Regions from separate parts of the Homo sapiens genome. Here regions 1 and 3 are each linked to region 2. A link is a contact called in ENCODE Hi-C or POLR2A ChIA-PET data. All regions are on one chromosome and are shown on one strand. Each heading gives the region's core, a stretch centred on a gene start or an enhancer-like site at or near the end of the contact. The rest is flanking DNA. Distances are from core to core; before and after follow the strand shown.

The links. Hi-C counts contacts between places; a loop is a spot of excess contacts on that map. ChIA-PET counts read pairs that join two places held with the same protein, here RNA polymerase II (POLR2A). Pooled maps may share reads with other maps.
Region 1: a loop to region 2 is called in a pooled map, with 3 times the contacts of the local background. The contact joins the enhancer-like site here to the promoter of CBR1 in region 2. A Hi-C loop is called at or near these places in 7 of 50 pooled maps. POLR2A ChIA-PET finds 5 or more read pairs at or near these places in 3 of 52 experiments (CD8-positive, alpha-beta T cell, OCI-LY7 and activated CD4-positive, alpha-beta T cell).
Region 3: a map with no recorded cell type shows a loop between it and region 2 (11-fold over the local background). The contact joins the enhancer-like site here to the promoter of CBR1 in region 2. A Hi-C loop is called at or near these places in 2 of 37 single-sample maps with no recorded cell type and 7 of 50 pooled maps. POLR2A ChIA-PET finds 5 or more read pairs at or near these places in 1 of 52 experiments (WTC11).

What each region holds. Positions count from the first base shown.
Region 1 is chr21:34,972,027-34,976,444 of GRCh38, reverse strand. All of the region lies in intron 2 of RUNX1 (RUNX family transcription factor 1), which reads left to right. Among named protein-coding and RNA genes, the nearest start is that of RUNX1-IT1, 65 kb to the left of the region's middle. RefSeq lists enhancers at 1,866-1,955, 2,086-2,135 and a silencer at 1,979-2,273. Within about 2 kb of position 2,069, at least 2 of the 41 ENCODE cell types and tissues checked have a DNase peak (open chromatin) inside an H3K27ac peak, as active enhancers do; they include CD8-positive, alpha-beta T cell, where a contact is called at or near this core.
Region 2 is chr21:36,068,667-36,072,767 of GRCh38, reverse strand. It overlaps CBR1 (carbonyl reductase 1), which reads right to left and starts at 2,744. Exons shown (of 3, transcript NM_001757.4): 1 at 2,364-2,744; 2 at 1,711-1,818; 3 at 1-322. The coding sequence starts at 2,652. CBR1-AS1 (CBR1 antisense RNA 1) reads left to right here. Exons shown (of 4, transcript NR_040084.1): 4 at 2,283-3,126. RefSeq lists an enhancer at 2,439-2,688.
Region 3 is chr21:37,553,903-37,557,922 of GRCh38, reverse strand. All of the region lies in intron 1 of KCNJ6-AS1 (KCNJ6 antisense RNA 1), which reads right to left. Among named protein-coding and RNA genes, the nearest start is that of KCNJ6-AS1, 37 kb to the right of the region's middle. RefSeq lists enhancers at 204-383, 594-653. Within about 2 kb of position 1,769, at least 4 of the 41 ENCODE cell types and tissues checked have a DNase peak (open chromatin) inside an H3K27ac peak, as active enhancers do.

The DNA.
Region 1 (4,418 bases), core at 820-3,319, 1.1 Mb after region 2:
ACCTCCAAAGCTCAATCCTACTGGATAAAACTTATTCCTTAGTGTTTTACTTCCCTCATTAGGGAGAATTTAAATTTAATTTTATTTTTCTCCTGGAAGGATAGTGATCATGAAAAAAGGAGCCCATATATTTGAGGAAATTTTTCAATTTGGGAAAGGCAGTTGATGATATACTCTTGCAAGATATGTGCTAATAAATACTAACTTCAAAATGTAAGCAAGAGCTTTGTATTAATCTGTAATCTCAACTAGATCTCATTGAGCTTGAACAGTGTGAAAATGATTAGCTTTTCTTCTGTAATTTTTTTTTTTTTTTGGAAAGACCAATTGATGTATTTTTTTCAATCTCCCTCCAAATTTCCAATAAGACACAAGTAATTTTCAGAGTTAAACTCTGGCTTTCACCTACATTTTGTCCTGATTTTGTGAATACTGACTCAAAAATATTTGATAGCTTTCTTCTGCAGATAAAACACAACTCAACTGGCCGTGAAACCAAGACCTTCCATAATTTAGTCTCAATCCATCTTTCCAAAATTACTTTCCTTAACTCTCCTTTATAAACTCTTCACTTCAACAAATAATCCTCTCTCTTCTCTGTTTTCAGCCACCCTGTCTCCCCTCCAAAACTATTTCCGCCCCCCAAGAGCTACACACCCAACTGCTCTTCTGTGTCACAAATGTCACTGTTTTTACAAAGATTTTTGCAATTGCTACCCTCTCCACCCCTCCTTCCCTAGCTAGAAGCCTTCTCTCCCCTCTTCTAAACCCACACAGCTCACCATTTGGACAACTTTTAGGAAGTTTAGCACTTTCCACCACACACTATTGTTTTAAGTACAGTCACCCCCCAGTATCCATGGGGGTATTGGTTTCAGGACCCCTCTGGAATAACAACATCTTCAGATGCTCAAGTCTCTTTTCTAAAATGGTGTAGTATTTGCATATAACATGTGCACATCCTCCTGTATACTTTAAATCAACCCTAGATTACTTATAATACCTAACATAATGTAAATGCTATGCAAATAGTTGTTATACTGTATTGTTTAGGGAAGAATGACAGGAAAAAAGTCTGCGCATGTTCAATACAGACAACCATCCATATATACAGATCTATACGTAGAGAGATCCACAGTTGGTTAAATCCATAGAAGCAGAGCAGAGCTTCTTTATGAAGCCAAATATGTATCTTCATAATATCCCGGAGGGCAGAACTTCGGTCTGATTTGTAGGTATTGAGGTCTAATGAAAATAGCTAGGGAAAAGATCCAGGGGGAAGTCTTTTCCTCCACCACTTACTAGCTGGCTCTGCCTAGTATTACACTTGCTTGCCTTCTCTTTTAGCATATGGGCAATTTATCCAATCACTCTGAGCCTAGTTTCCACATCTAGCTGGCTCTGCCTAGTATTACACTTGCTTGCCTTCTCTTTTAGCATATGGGCAATTTATCCAATCACTCTGAGCCTAGTTTCCACATCTATAAAATACGGTGAGAACTTAATAAGTTAAAATTTCTAGCACATAGTAGATATTTAAAACATATTAAATAAATTCATGCCATTATAACGTCACAGTCTGTTACTTAAAATGTTTTCCTCAAAAGTCTCAATGGCTGACTCACAAAAACAGATTTGTTAATGGATCTGTTAAAATAAACAAGAGCAAAATAGCCTTTGCTATTTTTGTATAGTGTTAATCATTCTGTTCCTTAAAGAAAAGTCCCAGGGAACTACTTAGTGTGGGGAAGGCCGTTTCTAGAAGGAGTGCCGGCAGAGAGCAGGAGCAGGAGTTGGCATCACAAAGCTGGTGCTGTCTTCATCTACACCACATTTCATGTCAACTTCATTTTATTCATTTTGTGCCCCTCATCTGAACCCTCAGTTTCAGGTTTGGGAAACAGAACCAAATGGAACATGAAATGTAAAACAAGGTCCAGCCAAACACAGTGAGCTCTCTCCGGCTTCAAGTCAAAACTTGGCTGAACCACAAAGCTTCACCTGGTTTTGAGTAAAAACCACACTGAACCACCTTTTTTTTTTTTTCACGGTTTCGGTTTGCAAATGGGGTTTCATGCAAAGCTTGCCCTCGTTTCCGTAGAGTTCCCTGGCAGAGGACAGGCAAGTCTTCAGCTAATATGGACTCTGCCCCATGAGCACCCCTGGCCAGCCTGTGTGGAGGTGACTGGTGGTTACTTATTGTTCGGATCTCAGAAGGCCTGGGTGTTGAGTAGTCTTGCTCGTGTGATGATTAAGATGACAGAAAACTATCAGGCATATCAAGAAGAAGTACAATCAGTTAGTTTCTCTCTTTGCACTTGGCTTTTACGAAAACAGAGAAGAAAATTTTTGAAAAGCCATGAATTTATGAAGGGGTGGGAGGAGCATAGCCTAAAGCTCCATCTACGTGTGGAGGCAAAGAGATCTGAAACAATTCTTTGGATAATCCAGGCCAAAATTCCGATTCATCAGAAATATTGAGATAATAAAGGCAAAGTGGGCTAGAAGAGTGCACTTGTGGAAGTATGAAAACAAGCTCAATTTTCCCCTCAATGTGTAAATGTAGATAAAGCCATCATATCAGCGATGCATTTCTCCCTGGAGACTTGTAGTGGATTTGGTGTCATTCATGTGCTATGCTGGCAATAGTAGAAAGGATTAAAATGTTCCTTAGAAGCTAACAGTGTCAGATGAGCCATTTGCCCTGGGTGGTGATGACATTTGGGAATAAGGTTTAATATAAAGTGTCTCCAAACTGAGTTTTCTATGACATGGAGGGAGGTTTGTGTTGTTCTCTTGGTAAATTAAACTAGTACTTGGGATTTACAAGCAGATTTATAGGAGGATTGTAATGATGAATGCATGAAGAATGGATTGGATCAGTGATAAAACATTTATTATATCAATACATGCAAAGTTTGGAAAACTGTAAGAGAAAATAAATGGCCTCTTAAAAATCACTTATATATGTATAGTATCATAAAATTCACATACAAAAATTTCCCACACATGATGACACTGGATTAGTCCTGGAAAGATTATGTGACTTGTCCAATCCAGGTCAGGAAGCCAGTACGTTGCAGGGATTTGAGCTTCCCTCGTTCTTCTCCATTCACAGACAAAAATTTGTCCTTGGCATGATAACTATGTAGCAAGGGAGACAATCAAATACACCAACCACTACAATATAACATCACAGGCACCAAAGTGGGACTATCTTTTAGAGATGTGAGGGGCCTGAATAAAAGATTCCTACATCTGCCTCCTCCCTTTGTCCATATAAGCATGCAGGACTGAAAACTATGAGATAGTCTCTAAGAGACAGATGGAGGGAGAAAGAGCCTTACTGCCTATCTCTAGTGAGCTGGGGAATCCATTCAAGTGATTAGTTTGGGATATATTGGTTTTGAGGATTCCATGAAGTACACAACAAGAGCTCTCAAGGTTCTCCAGAAATGTCAGTCTAGAATTCCAAGGAAATAGTTCTGGGCTGGAGACATGAATTTGGGAGTCACTAATGTAAAAATAATAGATTAATGATCTCACCCAGAGCAAGATGTTGAGGGAGAAAAGTCAAAGGGAGCATCAGGCTCTCTCCAACCCGTGGGTCCAGTTGCATGCAACTGGACAATGGGATTATTATAAAAGAAGATGCCTGCCAAATGATGCCTGCTGTATGGAAGGCTGCACACCACCAATCTCATTCTTTGTAGAGTTAATCAATGCAAAGTCCCAAACCACTTGGTCATTTAAGTAGAAAGTCTTGTCTCTCTAAACCTAACATTTCAACACCTTGCTTATACAGAAGATCAATCAAGAGAAATGTTTTATTTTATGATAAGATTCACAACAGAATTCTATCAAATAGCAAATGTCTTTAGTGATGGTAACATATGATTCATTTGACAAAGCACAAAGCAAAAATTGCATTTATCCATACTTTTTAGGAACAGGAGTTTGCTTTTGGTTATTTTCATTTGTTTGCTGTATAGGGCAATGTATATTGTACATTTCTTTGAGTAGATAATGAGCAAGTGGACACATGAGGCCAGAGATATAAATAATTTTTACTTCCAGAGGTTATTTGTCATGGAACCTAGTAAAACTTCTATTTATTTAATTACCATAGAATTGGAAAATGTTTTGCCATAGAATATTGATATGAAGGCAGAAACCAAATGGACATTTCCCTAGATGAAAAGTATGAATTCAAGGCCCCCAGTGGTCAATGTTGGGCTCCTTAGTTCAATATTTTAGGAGTCATCTGAAAGTCAGAGCAGGACAGGCAGTGAAATTTCCAGTTTTTCTGGTAAAAATGAGCTTATCCAGGTGCCATATAAATGGAATGAACTACAGAAAGATTTGGGTAGTGGATATAAAAATGCCATGTAAACTTGAAAGTTGGCCTGTTAATGTGT
Region 2 (4,101 bases), core at 1,495-3,994:
GCCTTGGGTCCCGCCATGTCAGTTCTCACCCACCCTGGGCAGCAGGCATTCAGGAGGATCTTGTCCCCTTTCCTCTGCTCACTCAGTTTCCTGGCGTGGATCCTGGACAGAACGGTGACGCCAATCTTCGTCACCCCGTATGCGCTGCTGGGCCAGCCCTCCTTCTGGTGCACTCCCTTCTTTGTATCCTCCACAAACTTGTTCATGAGCCCCACCAGCTCCTCCTCAGTGATGGTCTCACTGCGGAACTTCTGCTGCAGCTCTGGGCTGCAGCTTTTAAGGGCTCTGACGCTCATGATGCTAGATACGTTCACCACTCTCCCTAAGATACACCACAAAGCATTATGTAGAAAGGTGTGCAACAATCCCGTAGAGAGGTGAATGCCAAATTTGCAGGGATTTTGGAGCAGAAAATTTTCATATGAGAGACAGTTACTGGTATGAGTTCTAAGAGGAATACGCATAGAAAGTGTGGTGGTAGTTGCATGAAGAAGTTCATTCCTGCCTTCGAATTTTGGCTGAGTAGAGTCAGGTGAGATTTGGAAGAGCTGCCCTTTGAGGTCCTGGTGAACCAGAGCCTTAGAAGTAGCACAACTTAACAGGACGACAGGACAGGGAAACAGGATAAAAGCTGAGAGTAAGCTGTACATGCAAGTACCCAACTCGAAGCCACACATTTAAATTTTTCTAAAAGTGGCTGCTTAATTGCTGTGTTATTTAATGGGTGGGTTCATCTCCTGTCCCATTACTTAGGGTAACTATCACAGCAGTTTACAACCAAAGACATGTGATAGTCATGTCCAGCACCTTCAGCACGTTGAAGGGGAGTTAAAATGGGCCCAGAGTTAAGCAGCGGCAGATTATGGACATCTCTGTGAACCATGCTAAGGGCTTGGACTTTCCTCCTGAAGGATTTTGGGAGAGGCATGACCATGCAGACAGTACGCAGGATGCTGGGAAAGGAAAAGAGGAAAAGACTCAAGACCAGAGGTGCCTTGTGAGGGTTTGCAATTGTCCAGAGGGACAGGTGAGGGCCTGCTGTAGAGCTGCAATGAGACGGATTCAGGAGGAACTCAGTGGGCACAACTCCTAGGACCTAGTAAATGATTATGAGGGGTGGGGCATGGTGACCTGCAGGATCCTGGTGGGTGGGTGGTGGGGTCTGTGTCCCAAACGACTTAGGGAAAAGGATAGGGATCCTCTGGAAATATCTTAGATTGTGGGGAAAGGCATCAGGAAGAGATGGAAAGGCAGCAAGACAACCATGTGGTTGGGAGCTTAAGGAGTGTTTCAGACAGGTGACAGGTATTAGAAGGGCCTAATGAACTGGTGGTAGTAAAGCCTCCACCAGCCTGAATAAGATCTCTCTGAAAGAGCAGAGAAAGGGTACAGGATGGACTCCCACGCAGAGGGGAATGGAGCAAATAAAGAGCATCTCTCAGGAGACGTTTGAGCTAAGACCTGAAGGATGAGAGTCAGCCAGGTGTGCAAAGACCAGTGCGACAGGGAGGACGAATGGCCATGGGAGTGGGAGAAGTGAGGACAAAGTCCTGAGGCAAAATGGCACATATCAGCTGGCAGGAGAAAAAGCACAGAGGTCAGTGCACGTGCAGCATGGAGAGGAAGCAGGAGCCTGCAGGAGAAATCCCAGGCAAGCAGGGGCCAAATCAAGCCCCAAAGAGAAGGTGCGCTGTTTCCCATCAGACTCACCTTGGGGTTTTATTAGAGGGAGTAATTCTGTGCACACATCTCGGGTACCAAAGAAATTTGTTTTCATCGTCACTTCAGCTTGAATATGAAAGGGTGTGGGATCAGCAACTTTTAGGAGAGAAAGAGAACATAGTTAATACATTGTACCCATGGGGTAAAATTCTATACAATGATACTAAAAAAAAAAAAAAAAAAAAAAAAAAACTTAGTGCCCTCTGCCTAAAGTAAGTCTGTATCTGGTTACAGTATTGTGCCAATGTCAATCTCCTGGTTTGATCATGTTCTAGTATTTTTGTAAGATGGCACCATTGGGGGAAGGAGGATGAAGGGTGCACACACTGGATCTTGGCATAACCATTTTTTCTTTTTGCAATTTGTCGTTTATTTTAAAATCAGTTCAAAATCCATCCAGTTGCCTTAAAGCTCAATTCAGAAAAACTGCAGAAAACCTGAAAAAGATCCCCAAGAGTCCCAGCCAGGGAAACACAAAGTTCCCTTTGGCTGGAAAACTCTCACTTTCTCCAAGGTTTCTGCACTCCCTGCATCTCCTAGCTCCTCCCTCTCCTCCCTAGGGAGGCGTTATGGACCCCGCAGACGCCAGGAGCCCCAGTGCATCGGTTCTTCTTCGGGGAGGCCACGTCCCCTCCCCATACCCTTGAAGGCGATGCCCGCGTTGTTGACCAGCACGTCCAGGCCCCCGTACTCCTTGCGCAGGAAGTCGCGCAGGGCGCGGATGCTCTGCAGATCGTCGATGTCCAGCTGGTGGAAGCGCGGGCTCAGGCCCTCCGCCTGCAGCTGCTGTACGGCCGCCTGGCCCCGCGTCACGTCCCGCGCCGTGAGCACCACGTCCCCCGAGAACAGCCGGCACAGGTCGCGCACGATGGCCAAGCCGATGCCCTTGTTGCCTCCAGTCACCAGCGCTACATGGATGCCGGACGACATGGCTGAACGGGGCGCGCGGAACACCTGCGTGGAGAACAGACCTGGCTCAGGCCCGGGAGCCCCGCAGCGTGTTCCAGAGACTGCTCGAGTCTGGCGGTCGTGGGCGCGCACCCGTGGGTTACACGCCCGGCCGCTGAGCGCGCAGGCGCAGGCCCCGCCCTAGCGGGGCGGGGCTGAACCATCCCTACCCCTCCCCACCGGAACCTCGCCGGGGTGCGGAGCAGGCGGAGAGCCAGCTAGCCTGACTTTGCAGAACCCGCAGGCCGAAGACCGAGGCTGGTCTCTAGCTACTGGCTGTTGGCTGCCCACGTGGCAGTGAAGAACCATTCCTAGTGGCCATGTGCCTAGATCTGAACTCACTGCTTGCCCTTGGTTCTCTGAGGGGTTTTCTTCATATTCTCCCAGCTGTTCAATCATTCCTAGTTGTGTTTGAAGAAATAGTACATTTGCATGGTTTTTTTTTCTTTTTTTCCTGGTGTTCTAAAAAAAAAAATACTGCAGGAACTGCAGTCTTTGGAGCTAGAGTTGCAGAAGAAACTGGAAGGAAATAACAGGGCATCAAGTTTTTGTTGATTTTCCCCCTAAGTATATGAAAACAAAGCTACTGACTTAGCCAGATTTTCCAATAATGGTGGGAAACATTCACTAAATCTTTATAAGGTTACTTCTCTGGGCATTTGCAGGGCCATCAGTTTATCTGTGCATAGGTGTAGGGGGTTTCACAGCCCTATTTTACACGGACAATAACACTCTAGGATGTACCTTTTAATCCCCATCTTAAAATGAAGAAACAGGGATCCATCCTCAGAATTTATAACTTAGTTCAGTGGTGGGAAATTGTTAGAGAAATGCCAGGAGTTTGGTCTAGGTCTGGTGGTTCACAGCACAGAAAGCCAGTCACTGAGACCCCATTATTGTCAGGGAAGAAGGCATTATTTGGGTGCTACAGCCTAGGGGGGAGAGATCAGTCTCAAATCCATCTTCTCAACTGATTAAAATTAGGATATAGCAGGGAAGAAATGTAACTGCATGTGGGAAAATAGCAGGAGTTAGGGAGAGATGAAGAGGAGTGGGTCAACAGGCATCAGGCAATTGTTGCAGGTGAGGGGTCTGGTGTCTGATTTTCCAGATGTGGTGATCCGATAAGTTTCAGTTCCTTGGTGCTATCTGGGAGGACTGATGGCTAGTTCCCTGAGAAAGGAACTCAGATAAGACAAATGTAAATTTCTCAAGTTTTTAGACTGGGAGGGTCAATTTGTTTATTCAAAAGAGACCAGGCCTGGCGCGGTGGCTCACGCCTGTAATCTCAGCACTTTGGGAGGCTGAGGTGGGTGGATCATGAGGTCAGGAGTTCAAGACCAGCCTGGCCAAGATGGTGAAACCCCATCTCTACTAAAAAAAAAAAAAAAAAAAAAAAATACAAAAATTAGCTGGGTGTGGTGGCAGGCG
Region 3 (4,020 bases), core at 520-3,019, 1.5 Mb before region 2:
ATCTTACCAGATTCTACCTAATCTAAGAGCCCTGGACCTTGGACTCTGGGGTCTGTTGATCCCATGAACAGTCATACCTCCCACTTGGTGAGACCCAGAGCTTCAGTAGCAGAGCCCTGGACTGCAATAGGCCTGGAGCCCATAGGAACTGGGAATCAGGAAACATCAGGATGGGTTGGTGTCATCAGAAGAAACTGTTTCTTGGAGGGCTGGGCCTGAGCTGGCCTTGAAGACTTGGAGGCCCTTGGATGAGTGGAAGTCAGGGAGGGTAGAGCCTCATGAGAACCGTGGTGTCTGGACACTGTGGAGACCGGCTGGGGACTCCCCAAGGATGGGATCTGCTCGGCACAGGGAGGAAGCCACAAACCGAAACTTGCTGTGCTTAGCTGAGGTTGCTGGGCACTCAGGCGTTGCTCAGACTCATTCAGAGCCAGAATTTAGACTTCATGCTCTGTGAGCAGGTCTCAGGGAGAGGGTTGAGAAGGAGCTCCCAGTCACTTCAAATCTTCCTCTGAGATAGCTTGTCTATCATCGATTCAATCAACAAAGGCTCTTTGAGCTCCTCCCATGTGTGAGCAGAACATCCCGGAAGCCTCCCCTAGGGTTCATGTTCCAGGAAGGGGACTGGGAATAAATCCAGGCGTTTATGCCAGAGGGGATGGTGGGTGCTTTGAGGAAAAGTAAAGCAGGTGAGGGAAGAGAGTGCCCTGCTTTGATGGGTGGTATGGTTTGGCTGTGTCCCCACCCAAATCTCTTTTTTTCTTTCTTTCTTCTTTTTTTTCTTTTCTTTTCTTTTCTTTTTTTTTTTTTTTTTTTTTTTTTTTTTTTTTTTTGAGAGGGAGTCTTGCTCTGTCTCCCAGGCTGGAGTGCAGTGGCGTGATCTCGGCTCACTGCAACCTCCACCTACTGGGTTGAAGTGATCTCCTGCTTCAGCCTCCCGAGTAGCTGGGACTACAGGCGCCTGCCACCATGCCAGACTAATTTTTATATTTTATGCCAGACTAATTTATATACTAATGGGATTTAGTACAGATGGGGTTTCACCATGTTGGCCAGGCTGGTCTCAAACTTCTGACCTCAAGTGATCTGCCCTCCTCAGCCTCCCAAAGTGCTGGGATTACACGAGTGAGCCACCGTGCCTGTCCCCACATCTCACCTTGAATTGTAGTCCCTATAATCCCCATGTGTCATGGGAGGGACCAGGTGGAGATAATTGAATCATGGGGGGCAGTTTCCCCCATCCTGTTCTCGCGATAGTGCGTTTCTCATGAGATCTGATGGTTTTATAAGGAGCTTCTCCCCCTTTTGCTCTGTGCTTCTCCTTGCTGCTGCCATGTGAAGAAGGATGCATATGCTTCTCCTTCCACCATGATTGCAAGTTTCCTGAGGCCTCCTCAGCCCTGTGGAACTGTGAGTCAATCAAATCTCTTTCCATTGTAAATTACCCAGTCTCAGGTATGTCCTTATAGCAGTGTGAGAATGAACTAATACAATGGGAGAATCAACAAACAACCAAGAGAACAACATTTGAACAAGAGGGAGTGGCTGCCGGGTGTGCCTTTCCTCTTCTTACCTGTGGTGCCATTGTTGGTCCATCTCCACAGAACCATCTGAGGCTCCGCAGTTTATCCATCCCCAACTGTAATAACACTAATAACAGCCCCTCTACCACGAGCAACCACGGCAGATGTTTGCTCCCATTTGTAAAAGTTCTGGCTCAGCTGCCTCGCTCTGCTTGCTACAGGCATTTATCAGCTGTTCACTAAGCTGGATGGGGCAGTCTGCAAAGATAGATGTGGACACGTGGTGACCTCCTTACAGATCAGCTGCCGAGACACACATATCAGAGTTCTGAGAACACGCACGTTCAAGAGCGTGCGGAACGCACTGTACTCCGCAAATCCTTCCTGGGGCCTCACCTCGCTATATAAGGCTCTTCAGCTTCACACACATATAGACACACAGAGTCATCAGCACGGGTTTGGTATTGCTATCTTTGGAAACAACCCACATCTTTGAGTCCCATCCAGAGCCATGTCCACCTGTGGTTATCTTTTGGCAGCATGTTAGCCTTTTAAAGGCACCCACATTGTTCACGCCACTCAAGCTGAAGGAATTCAGGCATGTCGCCTTGGAGCTGGGAAAATGATACTCCCCATTTAGGGACTGTGGAGATAAGAGGGAGTTCAGAGTTCAGCTCAACTTGCTGAGATTTTGCAGCAGTGGCTCTTAAACTTTGGTGTGCTGAAAAATTAAGTAGTTGTGTGCTGAAAATGAAGATCTGGAGGTCCAGCCACTCAGATATTTAGACTCATGCAGTCAGTCTGAAGAGGAAGCTGGAATTCTGCAATTGACAGGCCCCTGGGGGCTTCAGGTGCTGACGGGCCACAAAGCACACTTTGAGAAACTGTTTGACTGTTGTACAGCCACAAACCAGTGTTGAAGGCAAGTTTTTGGAGATGCCACCTCCTTGGTAGCAAGTAATCAGCTGTGAAGAACACAGAACAGCTTCCTCTTAAAACAAAAGTGCAAGACCCTCCAAAGGTTAAGCAGGGAAGAGGGCTAGGAGATGCTGCGGAATGGGAGCAGGGGCTCCAGTCATCTTCAGGGCTCTCAGCATTTAACCTCCAAGCTTCACCTTCCCCTTGGAGTTCTGCTTGTTGTTGCTGTTGTTGTTGTTTTTAACTCTGATTTCTACCATGCCCATCAAAATTCCAATCGCCTTATCCCGAGTATAACTAAAATTAGCTGACATTTGCAAAAAAAAGTAATAAAGCAAAAGATGGAGAAAACTAAGGGGAATCATGATTGAAACTATAAATAGCAACAATATCCAAGTCTCCAAAATGTAGGTTTCTACTGCTAAGATGCCCGCTCACCAGCAGTGAGTGGGTGTCCCTCCGTTCACCTCCACCTCCAGGGTCCTTGACTCCTAGACTTCTGCTGGCATACTTCCCCCTGCACCTACCGGCCCAACACAACCGTTGCCTTCTCTGAGAACCAAAGCAGAAAACAGAAAATACGGTTTCCTATCCCACGCGGCTAGGATGACTCCACCAGCTCTGGTCCTGAGGCGCTCCCATCTCTCTGGCTCCAAGCTCTGCCTCTGGCCTCTGAGGCATTCACACACATCCCTTTCAGTACACACTTCGTGTGGCACTTCATGGGCACGCAGGATACACAAGCCATAATAACCCATGCACAGAACAGCTTGTGTGAGTGTAGCCTGCGGAGCGTCTGTGGCATACTGTGAGATGTACTATACCAAATGTGGCAAACACTTGTGACCAGCCCCTTGGGTGTATGTCCAGTTAGAAATGTAAAGCAATTCTGGGCAACATAGCAAGAGCCCATCTCTATAACAAACAAAATAAAAAGTTAGCTGGGGCCGGGCGTGGTGTCTCATGCCTGTAATCCCAGCACTTTGGGAGGCTGAGGCAGGCGGATCATGAGATCGGGAGATCAAGACCATCCTGGCTAACACGGTGAAACCCCGTCTCTACTAAAAATGCAAAAAATTAGCCAGGCGTGGTGGCGGGCGCCTGTAATCCCAGCTACTCAGGAGGCTGAGGCAGGAGAAAGGCGTGAACCCGGGAGGCGGAGCTTGCAGTGAGCCAAGATCGCGCCACTGCACTCCAGCCTGGGCAACACAGCAAGACTCCGTCTCAAAAAAAAAAAAAAGTTAGCTGGGCACGGTGGTGCATACCTGTGGTCCCAGCTATTTGGCAGAGGTGGAAGGATCGCTTGAGGCCAGGAGTTCGGGGCTGCAGTGAGCTATGATCTGCTACTGTACTTCAGCCTAGGAGACAGCAAGATCCTGTCTCTAAAATTTAAAAAAGAAAAAAGTTTTTTTTTTAAAGTGGCCAGACACAGTGGTGGCTCATGCCTGTAATTCCAGCACTTTGGGAGGCCAAGGTGGGAAGATCTCTTCAGCTCAGAAGTTCAAGAGCAGCCTGGGCAACACAGTGAGACCCTCTTCTCCATAAAAAATCAAAAAATTAGCTGTGAGTGATGGCACAT